3 separate regions of the Homo sapiens genome follow, and regions 1 and 3 are each linked to region 2. A link is a contact called in ENCODE Hi-C data. All regions are on one chromosome and are shown on one strand. Each heading gives the region's core, a stretch centred on a gene start or an enhancer-like site at or near the end of the contact. The rest is flanking DNA. Distances are from core to core; before and after follow the strand shown. Region 1 overlaps CDK14 (cyclin dependent kinase 14). Region 2 overlaps STEAP2-AS1 (STEAP2 antisense RNA 1). Region 3 overlaps CDK14 (cyclin dependent kinase 14).

The links. A loop is a pair of places that touch in the nucleus more often than their neighbours do. Pooled maps may share reads with other maps.
Region 1: a loop to region 2 is called in a pooled map, with 8 times the contacts of the local background. The contact joins two enhancer-like sites. A Hi-C loop is called at or near these places in 3 of 37 single-sample maps with no recorded cell type and 7 of 50 pooled maps.
Region 3: a map with no recorded cell type shows a loop between it and region 2 (2.7-fold over the local background). The contact joins two enhancer-like sites. A Hi-C loop is called at or near these places in 5 of 37 single-sample maps with no recorded cell type.

What each region holds. Positions count from the first base shown.
Region 1 is chr7:90,611,715-90,614,414 of GRCh38, forward strand. All of the region lies in intron 2 of CDK14 (cyclin dependent kinase 14), which reads left to right. Among named protein-coding and RNA genes, the nearest start is that of CDK14, 17 kb to the left of the region's middle. RefSeq lists an enhancer at 1,377-1,496. Within about 2 kb of position 1,442, at least 5 of the 41 ENCODE cell types and tissues checked have a DNase peak (open chromatin) inside an H3K27ac peak, as active enhancers do.
Region 2 is chr7:90,179,027-90,181,726 of GRCh38, forward strand. All of the region lies in intron 2 of STEAP2-AS1 (STEAP2 antisense RNA 1), which reads right to left. Among named protein-coding and RNA genes, the nearest start is that of STEAP1, 26 kb to the left of the region's middle. RefSeq lists an enhancer at 1,206-1,707. Within about 2 kb of position 1,390, at least 9 of the 41 ENCODE cell types and tissues checked have a DNase peak (open chromatin) inside an H3K27ac peak, as active enhancers do.
Region 3 is chr7:90,654,346-90,657,045 of GRCh38, forward strand. All of the region lies in intron 2 of CDK14 (cyclin dependent kinase 14), which reads left to right. Among named protein-coding and RNA genes, the nearest start is that of CDK14, 59 kb to the left of the region's middle. Within about 2 kb of position 1,431, at least 5 of the 41 ENCODE cell types and tissues checked have a DNase peak (open chromatin) inside an H3K27ac peak, as active enhancers do.

The DNA.
Region 1 (2,700 bases), core at 192-2,691, 430 kb after region 2:
GCTTACTGCTTTAAAAGGTGCAGGTTTAACTCCATACTCCTAGCTTATCTTTCAAGGCCTTTCACGATCTATCTCTTTCGTACCTTTTGACTCTTATCAAACAGTTATCTTTGTGTGTTTTTTTTTTTTTTTTTTTGAGATGGAGTCTCACTCTGTCACCCAGGCTGGAGTGCAGTGGCGCAATCTCGGCTCACTGCAACCTCCACCTCCAGGGTTCAAGTGATTCTCCTGCCTCAGCCTCCCAGGTAGCTGGGATTACAGACGCCCACCACCACACCCAGCTAATTTTTGTATTTTTAGTAGAGACGGGGTTTCACCAGGTTGGCTAGGTTGGTCATAAACTCCAGACCTCAGGTGATCCACCCGTCTTGGCCTCCCAAAGTGCTGGGATTACAGGGGTGAGCCAGCACACCTGGCTTCAAACAGTTATCTTTTATTTTCGTGACTTCATTATCATTGCAGCTGCTGCCATCTCAGTTCAGAACCTTTTCACTTTTACCTATTTTAGTTCAATAAACTCTTCATTGGTATCACTGCTCCATCTTATTCCTCCACTCAGCCTTCCCAAAACATCTTTCTTGTCATAGTACTCCCCTGTTCAAAGATTCATGCATCAAATGACGTTTGTTTTATGTCAGGCTGGATATGGTCTCAGCCTGACTCTTGATCTAGTTCAGCCTCACAGGCATTTATGGGTTGACCATCTCTCAGCATCTTACAGGGCTGGGCCTGGGTGGAGATTCAATCTCACTCTCTCTTATAGTAAGATTTTATAGGCCAGGCACGGTGGCTCACGCCTGTAATCCCAACACTATGGGAGGTCGAGGCAGGTGGATCACTTGAGGTCAGGAGTTCGAGACCAGCCTGGCCAACGTGGTGAAACCCTGTCTCTACCAAAAATATAAAAATTAGCTGGGTGTGGTGGTGGGTACCTGTAATCCCAGCTACTCGGGAGGCTGAGGCAGGAAAATCGCCTGAACCCGGGAGGCGGAGGTTGCAGTGAGCCGAGATTGTGCCACTGCACTCCAGCCCGGGTGACAGAGAGAGACTCTGTCTCAAAAAAAAAAAAAAAAAAAAAAGATTTTATATTACTTTCTGTACTGTTTTATTTTCACTGTGGTCATATCTGCCAGTCCTAGATGCTATGAACCTTCCATGCAAGAGGTCTAAAAGTTAGACTGTTCTTTAATTATGCCAGTAATCCAGAAAGTCATTATATTTCAAATTCAGCATTTAAGATAGCTGAAAAAGAACATCACTACCTCCTTAATTCTCTCATTGGAAATTTAGTTTTAATTTTCTGATGCTTAAAACTTTCTGTGCTTCAGTTTTTCCTTTTTATAAATGTTTGATCATATTTACCATCTCCCTAATTATGGTAGACATAATTATCATAATTAGGTCTAGTCCCAGACAGTGGCTCAAATGTCTGCGTAGTGCTGTAAAGATTCAGAGAGGAAGTACATGTCACAAAGTGCAAGATGTATGACATTTGGGAGAATTAGTCACTTTCAATTTGTAATTCTCAAAAGGCAGAATATTACAGAAATGGAAAACATGAGTAGTGTCCTCTTTCCGTTGTGAGCACCCTGCATCCTGGTGGCAGGCTGTATAGCCTGTAGGAAGTCTCTGCTGTAAGGGTGGTTAGTGTTCCCTCCTGGGCAGTGCTCTGATTTGCATGTTTGAATTCATTTGTTGAAAGCTGACCTTTGGGCCGGGCCTGGTGGCAATCCCAGCACCTTGGGAGGGATCACTTGAGGTCAGGAGTTTGAGACCAGCCTGGCCAACGTAGTGAAACCCTGTGTCTACTAAAAATACAAAAATTAGCCAGGCGTGGTGGCAGGTGCCCGTAATCCCAGCTACTTGGGAGGCCGAGGCAAGAGAATTGCTTGAACCTGGGAGTCAGAGTTTGCAGTGAGCTGAGATCGTGCCACTGCACACCAGCCTGGGTGACAGAGCGAGACTCTGTCTCAAAAATAAAAAAAAAATAAAAAAAGACGCTGACCTTTGACGTAGGAAGTCTTTCTGTACAGCCTAACTACTCTATTTTCTTCAACAAGTGCAAAATGGGCTCAGCTGCAGTACATTATGCCTATTTTCCTTCTGACTGGAATTTGAGTCATCAATTTAGAAATTTTTATATTGCTGGGTTGTGATTGGGATGGCTTCTCCTATTAGGAACCATAGCAATCATTGAAATCAGTGAAGCCAAGGTGGGTCAGAGTTTTCTCAGGACTGGACCATAGATTCCAGTCCTGAGTGTTTGAGACTATTTTTTATAGTCCCAAACACTTTTTTTTTTTTTTTTTGAGATGGAGTTTCGCTCTTGTTGCCTAGGCTGGAGTGCAATGGTGCGATCTTGGGTCACTGCAACCTCTGCTTCCTGGGTTCAAGTGATTCTCCTGCCTCAGCCTCCCAAGTAGGTGGGATTACAGGCATGCGCCACCTGCCTGGCTAATTTTGTATTTTTAGTAGAGACAGGGTTTCACTGTGTTGGTCAGGCTGGTCTCAAACTCCTGATCTCAAGTGATCCACCCGCCTTGGCCTCCCAAAGTGCTGGGATTACAGGCATAAGCCACCGTCCCCGGCCTAGTTCCAAACACTCTTAACTCTTATTATTCTTGTCATAAAACTTATAAAAGGCATAATTACAAGATATTGGAACCAGCAGTTTGCTTTCAGTTTTGCAAGCTTAATTTC
Region 2 (2,700 bases), core at 140-2,639:
TAAAAACCCACATCCAGGCATTGTTCAATGACTGCTCATAAATACTTTATGGCAAAATTCTTTCTGGTGGCACAGAAGGCCATGAACAATCTGACACCTCCATTAGTCACCTCTGTTAGTCACCACTACGACTTCCTGACCCATCTCTGGGTTTCACTTCAGTTTTTAGATACCCAGCCCTAACAATTAAGCAAAACTTCATTGATAGTTCCTCTTCAAAAGTATTTCCAGAATAACTATTAAAATCCCATGGACTAGTCAAGATAGTGAGATATGCTTTTGAGTGAACAGCCACCATTTCTTCCTTTTAGAGATTTATTTTTTAACTTAACAAAAAGCAAATCTAATGTGAAACTTAATGAAAATTGTTTCAAAAACTTGAAATGCAACTACAAAATAGCCCATTATTGCCTAAGCTTTCTATACTTAACTAGTTTTCTAAATCTATATTACATAGGCTAGAGAAATAACATATTGTTTTTATATGTACAATCCAAATCTAGTCTCTCCGAATTTTCTTTAAGGCCAACTATTTTAATATAGGCCAGTATTTTACTCTATTATTCAATCGCAAACCACGTTTCTTTCCTCACAGTAGTGCATTTTGACAAAATCAATCTTTTCATTCTTTTCAGCAAATAATACAGAAATTGGGATTCATTCATGAGAAGTCAGTGAAAATAAAAATGATTTCAGATTTTCTTTACATTTGTATAATATCACTAGTAGAGGAGGAATGGCTTTCCAGACCACTTGTTAGGAAAAAAATATGAGTGGGAAATTACACTAAGCCTATATAAACAATTCCAAAGTAGAATTCTCTTTTCTCCTTGGTAAATAAATGCTTGATTTTCATAATTCAACATATAATTTTAAACTAGGGCAACCAAACTTGTGACATGAAAAGAGGAATTTTATTGTTAAGTTACACTGGTATACTGCAAAGTCATACCAAAAAAAAAGGAGCAAAATATATTTTTTAATAATCTTACACAAGAATGCTCAAGAATCTTCTACATGAGGTAACTACAGAAAAAAAGAACACTAGGTCAGCTGAAGGCTGAACTAAATTTGTTCCATAAAAGTTGGTGAGTTTCATTTTTCGCTTCTAAGGGGATAAAGGAAAAAGAATGTGCATTGTGTTTAAGAAAACCCAGAATACTGCCAAAAGTTTGCCACCCACTTTGGCATTCTGCCTTTATCCTGAAAGATAATTTCTTCTCCATTATAAACAGCCTATGTGAGATGAACTGTCAACAAGAGGGAAGCTAGAGTGAGAAACAGAGAAAAAGAACAGCATCATGCAAGGAAAGTTATGAAACAAATTGACTCTTGATTCTCTCTTGGCTTGCCTTTCTTAATGCAAATAGAATTAAAAAGTCAAATAGCCCTAATGTTAGCCAGGTGAAGTGTGGTTAGAAATGGTTGACTGGAAATTCCCTTGCTTTCATCAAACAATTGTTATGTGAATATTGCATCAGCTTGGTCCTTTTGATGTTCCTACATGACTTAAGAAAACTTTGTATTTCCAGTAGTGTATTTCCAATGACAAAAACTCTGCTGTGTGATTTTAGAAAATCACTAAAATTACCAGTGCTTTTGCTAGATCTTTCACAGTTGCAAAAACAAATGTTTTTGAACAAGGCTCTATTTTTCATGAAAATATTCAACTGAATGCAGGGAAAGTAAATGCAAAATATCTAGGGAAGGCACCAATCAAATCATGCAAGAAGAGATTTTTCTAGACTTCAAAGAAAAAGTATTCAGTGACTCCAAGGTGTGGGGCAAGGGAGGCAGGGGAGTGATGAATTTGTTTTCTTTGCATTGTTCCACTTCCTTGTTTGCTGTGTTGCACAAACTCTATTGAATATCAAGATTTGGCCTCTTATGAATAAGATACTTAATAGAGAAGAATGTCAGTTTTTTCAAGCCCATAAATACCTTTTAAATGTTCTTAGAATTTTACAATTGGATGAAAAAGCATCAAAAAACATAGTTTGTATAATTTTATCATTAAAAATATTTTCCATTATTATTCAAGGAGTTCATTGATGCTGAATACAAAATGCCTAAGATTTATTATTTAAGTTTATGAGCTAAAGGAAATCTTAGTGTTTATCTAGCCTAACTTCCTTGTTCTACATTTCTGTTTTGTTTTTTCAAATGATGTATCTTGTTTGCTTCACGATTATGTTAAAGAAAAAGTTTTTTTTCAGAAATAAGAAATAGATTATAAATTTTTAAAAAGGAAAGAAAATTGAGGAAAAAGGGAATTAAAGGATATTGGATAATATAGAGAAAGATATTTATAGGGCATAAAATCATTTCTAGTGGAAGGAGGACACATGGGTTTGTCATTGCCAGAGCACCTTTTGTTTTTCTGAGCATTTTGTGAGATGGCCAATTTTACCCAGCATAGAATCGAGTAAGAATGAAACTGAAATAATTTGCAAAGTTGAAAGTTGAGTGTGACCATAAGCCTCCAATCCTAGTTCCAGCCTGCCCACCATGCTGGGAATATAGTTTGGATATTTGTCCCTGCCCAAATCTCATGCTGAAATATAATCTCCAATGTTGGAAGTAGGACCTTGTGGGAGGTGTTTGGAACATGGGAGCAGATCTCTAGAAGCTGAGCAAATGCCAGCACCATGCTTCCTGTAAAACCTGAAGAACCATGAGCCACTTAATCCTCTTTTTTTA
Region 3 (2,700 bases), core at 181-2,680, 480 kb after region 2:
TTACTCAGTGGAAAATGCAGACAACAATTCACAAATCAGTTGCTAATTCTTTCTACCATGTATATTAACTTTGTCCCTTGGCCAGAATTTTGAAGTTATTTTCTTTATTTAGCTTAATGAAACAACATCAAGGAGAGTGTAAAGTCTTTTTCAATGTAAAGTGACTGAAACTTTGCTTTTTAGAACTCATCATTTCACTAAAAAATAAGTTCACCGTAAGAACTCTCCATCAGATAGAATTCCTGATGGATGTTCCAGGATTTAAGATGCATACAAAGTTTGGGAAGGCCTGTCAGTTTTTTAAAAAAATTAATAGGCTTTTTTTGGGTGGGAGGGGGCTCAACTTTCAGTTTACAGGAAAATTGAACAGAAAGTACAGAGTTCCCATGTTACTTCTCATTCCCTATTCCAGTTTCCCCTGTTATTAATATTTTGCGTGAATATGGTACATTTAGTATAATTCATGAACCAAGATTGACTCACTATTATTAACTAAAGTTCATAGTTTACATTAGGGTTCACTCTGTGTTGTGCCGTTCTCTGGGTTTTGACAAATGAATGACATGTATTTACCATTACTGTATCACACAGTATAGTTTCAGTACCCTAAAAAATTCCCTGTGCTTCACCTGTTATTCATTTCTCCTTCTCTGCCCTGAGCTCCTGCCAACCACTGATCCTTTTACTGTCTCCATAGTTTTGCCTTTTCCAGATGTTATATGGTTGAAGTCAAATAGTCTGTAGCCTTTTCAAACTGGCTTCTTTCACTTAGCAGTATACACTTAAGGTTCCTCTATGTCTTTCCATGGCTTGACAGCTCATTTCATTTTATCACTGAGTGGTATTCCATTGTATGGATGTACCATAGTTTGTTTCTCCATTTACCCATTGATGTAACATAGTTTGTTTTTCCATTTACCTATCTTGATTGTTTCCAAGTTTTGGCAATTATGAATAAAGCTTCTGTAAGTATGTAGTGCAGGATTGTGTTTGGATGTAAATTTTGTACTGGTGTCCCAGGATTTAAGATGCATGTGAAGTTCGAGATGGTCTATCGGTTTAAAAAAAAAACAGCCTGGAAAAATGTGATTTCTGAAAAGGGGTTTATTTAAACTAGTCACAGTTAAGGGCAGATACTGACTTCCTTGCCAGACATACTTAGGCTTGATTAATCACTTAATCACATACTTAAGTATGATCTGAGAATTAGAGTTGAAATACAAACTGAATATCTGACATAAATCAAGTATAAAATTGTTATCTGTTTTATAATTGCACATGAGCAACGTACTCAACCACTTTTATTTCAAATTGAGGACCTAAACACATTACAAATGCATATCTAGAGTATGAACACTTCTTTGGTTGTTAACATAGCTCTTACTTCCTTTTGAGTAAGCAAAGAGCCATTCTTTCAAGACTTCCTGTGGCCACCAATAATTCTGCCGAGGGGTCTGACATCTTGTGAATTTGCCAACCTTTCATCAGAGACTTTGACTCATGCTGAAACACCCTTCATTTCTAGTGGTCTGTTTCAATCTTCTGGTTCAGTGTTGAGCCAGAACATATAAATTCCCATCTGAAAACCTAACTTCAGGAAAATCACTTGAACTTTTTTGTGTCTCACCAAGTATGAGGCCTGTCTCTGCAGCCTGGGGATGTTATAAAGGTGGATTAGCCCATGTTTTTAAAGCACTTACAGCTCCCATGGGGAAACCTTTTGCGACTTCCAGGCATAATTACCTGTGTATTCCAGCTGGAATAAGGCAAACAGAGTGCACTCACTTTAAAGCCAAATGCTCATCCTTTTCTTTTAGGGACTCCATTTGGCTTCCTCATATGGGGTATATTAATATCTTGAACGTGAAAGCATTTGAGTTACAATGGGGAATGTTTCACTTATTATTCAACATTTCATCATAAATTTGGACTCATTATTATTTTGATACCTGAAACTAAATACGTCATGCATGGTAGCCCAGAATCTTCCTTAACCTAAATTAGAGTGGACTGGTGCTTCTCCTTTTTTCTTTCTTTCTTTTTTTTTTTTTTGAGACAGAATCTTGCTCTGTCACCCAGGCTGGAGTGCAGTGGAGCAGTCTTGGCTCACTGCAACCTTTGCCTCACAGGTTCAAGCGATTCTTCTGCCTCAGCCTCCTGAGTAGCTGGGACTACAGGCACGTGCCACCATGCCCGGCTAATTTTTTTATTTTTAGTAGAGATGGAGTTTCACCATATTGGCCAGGCTGGTCTTGAACTTCTGACCTTGTGATCTGCCTGCCTCGGCCTCCCAAAGTGCTAGGATTACAGGCGTGAGCCACCGCGCCCCGCCTTCTCCTTTTTTCTGAAGACTGTCTAGAGCTTCTTGATCTGGTTGTGCCCACTTAATGGAAGCATTCCAGTCTGCATTATTCTCCATGTAGTTAGAGCATCTTGTGTGACAATAAACATGAGAAACAACTTTATAGTTTTTTTGCAATTATTTATAAAGATCATAAACATGAAGTTTTTTTAGTAACTGAAAAACAGGCACAACTAACAATAGTGGAAAAACACAGTCTGTTTCATAGAAAATGACTTAGGCTAAAATATGACACATCTCACTGCCTTTTGAGATTTATGCCTCTCTCTGCTGACACCAACAAGATCGTGTGAACTGGAAATACTTGCAGAGAAATATTTAAAAATATTTTCTAAAAA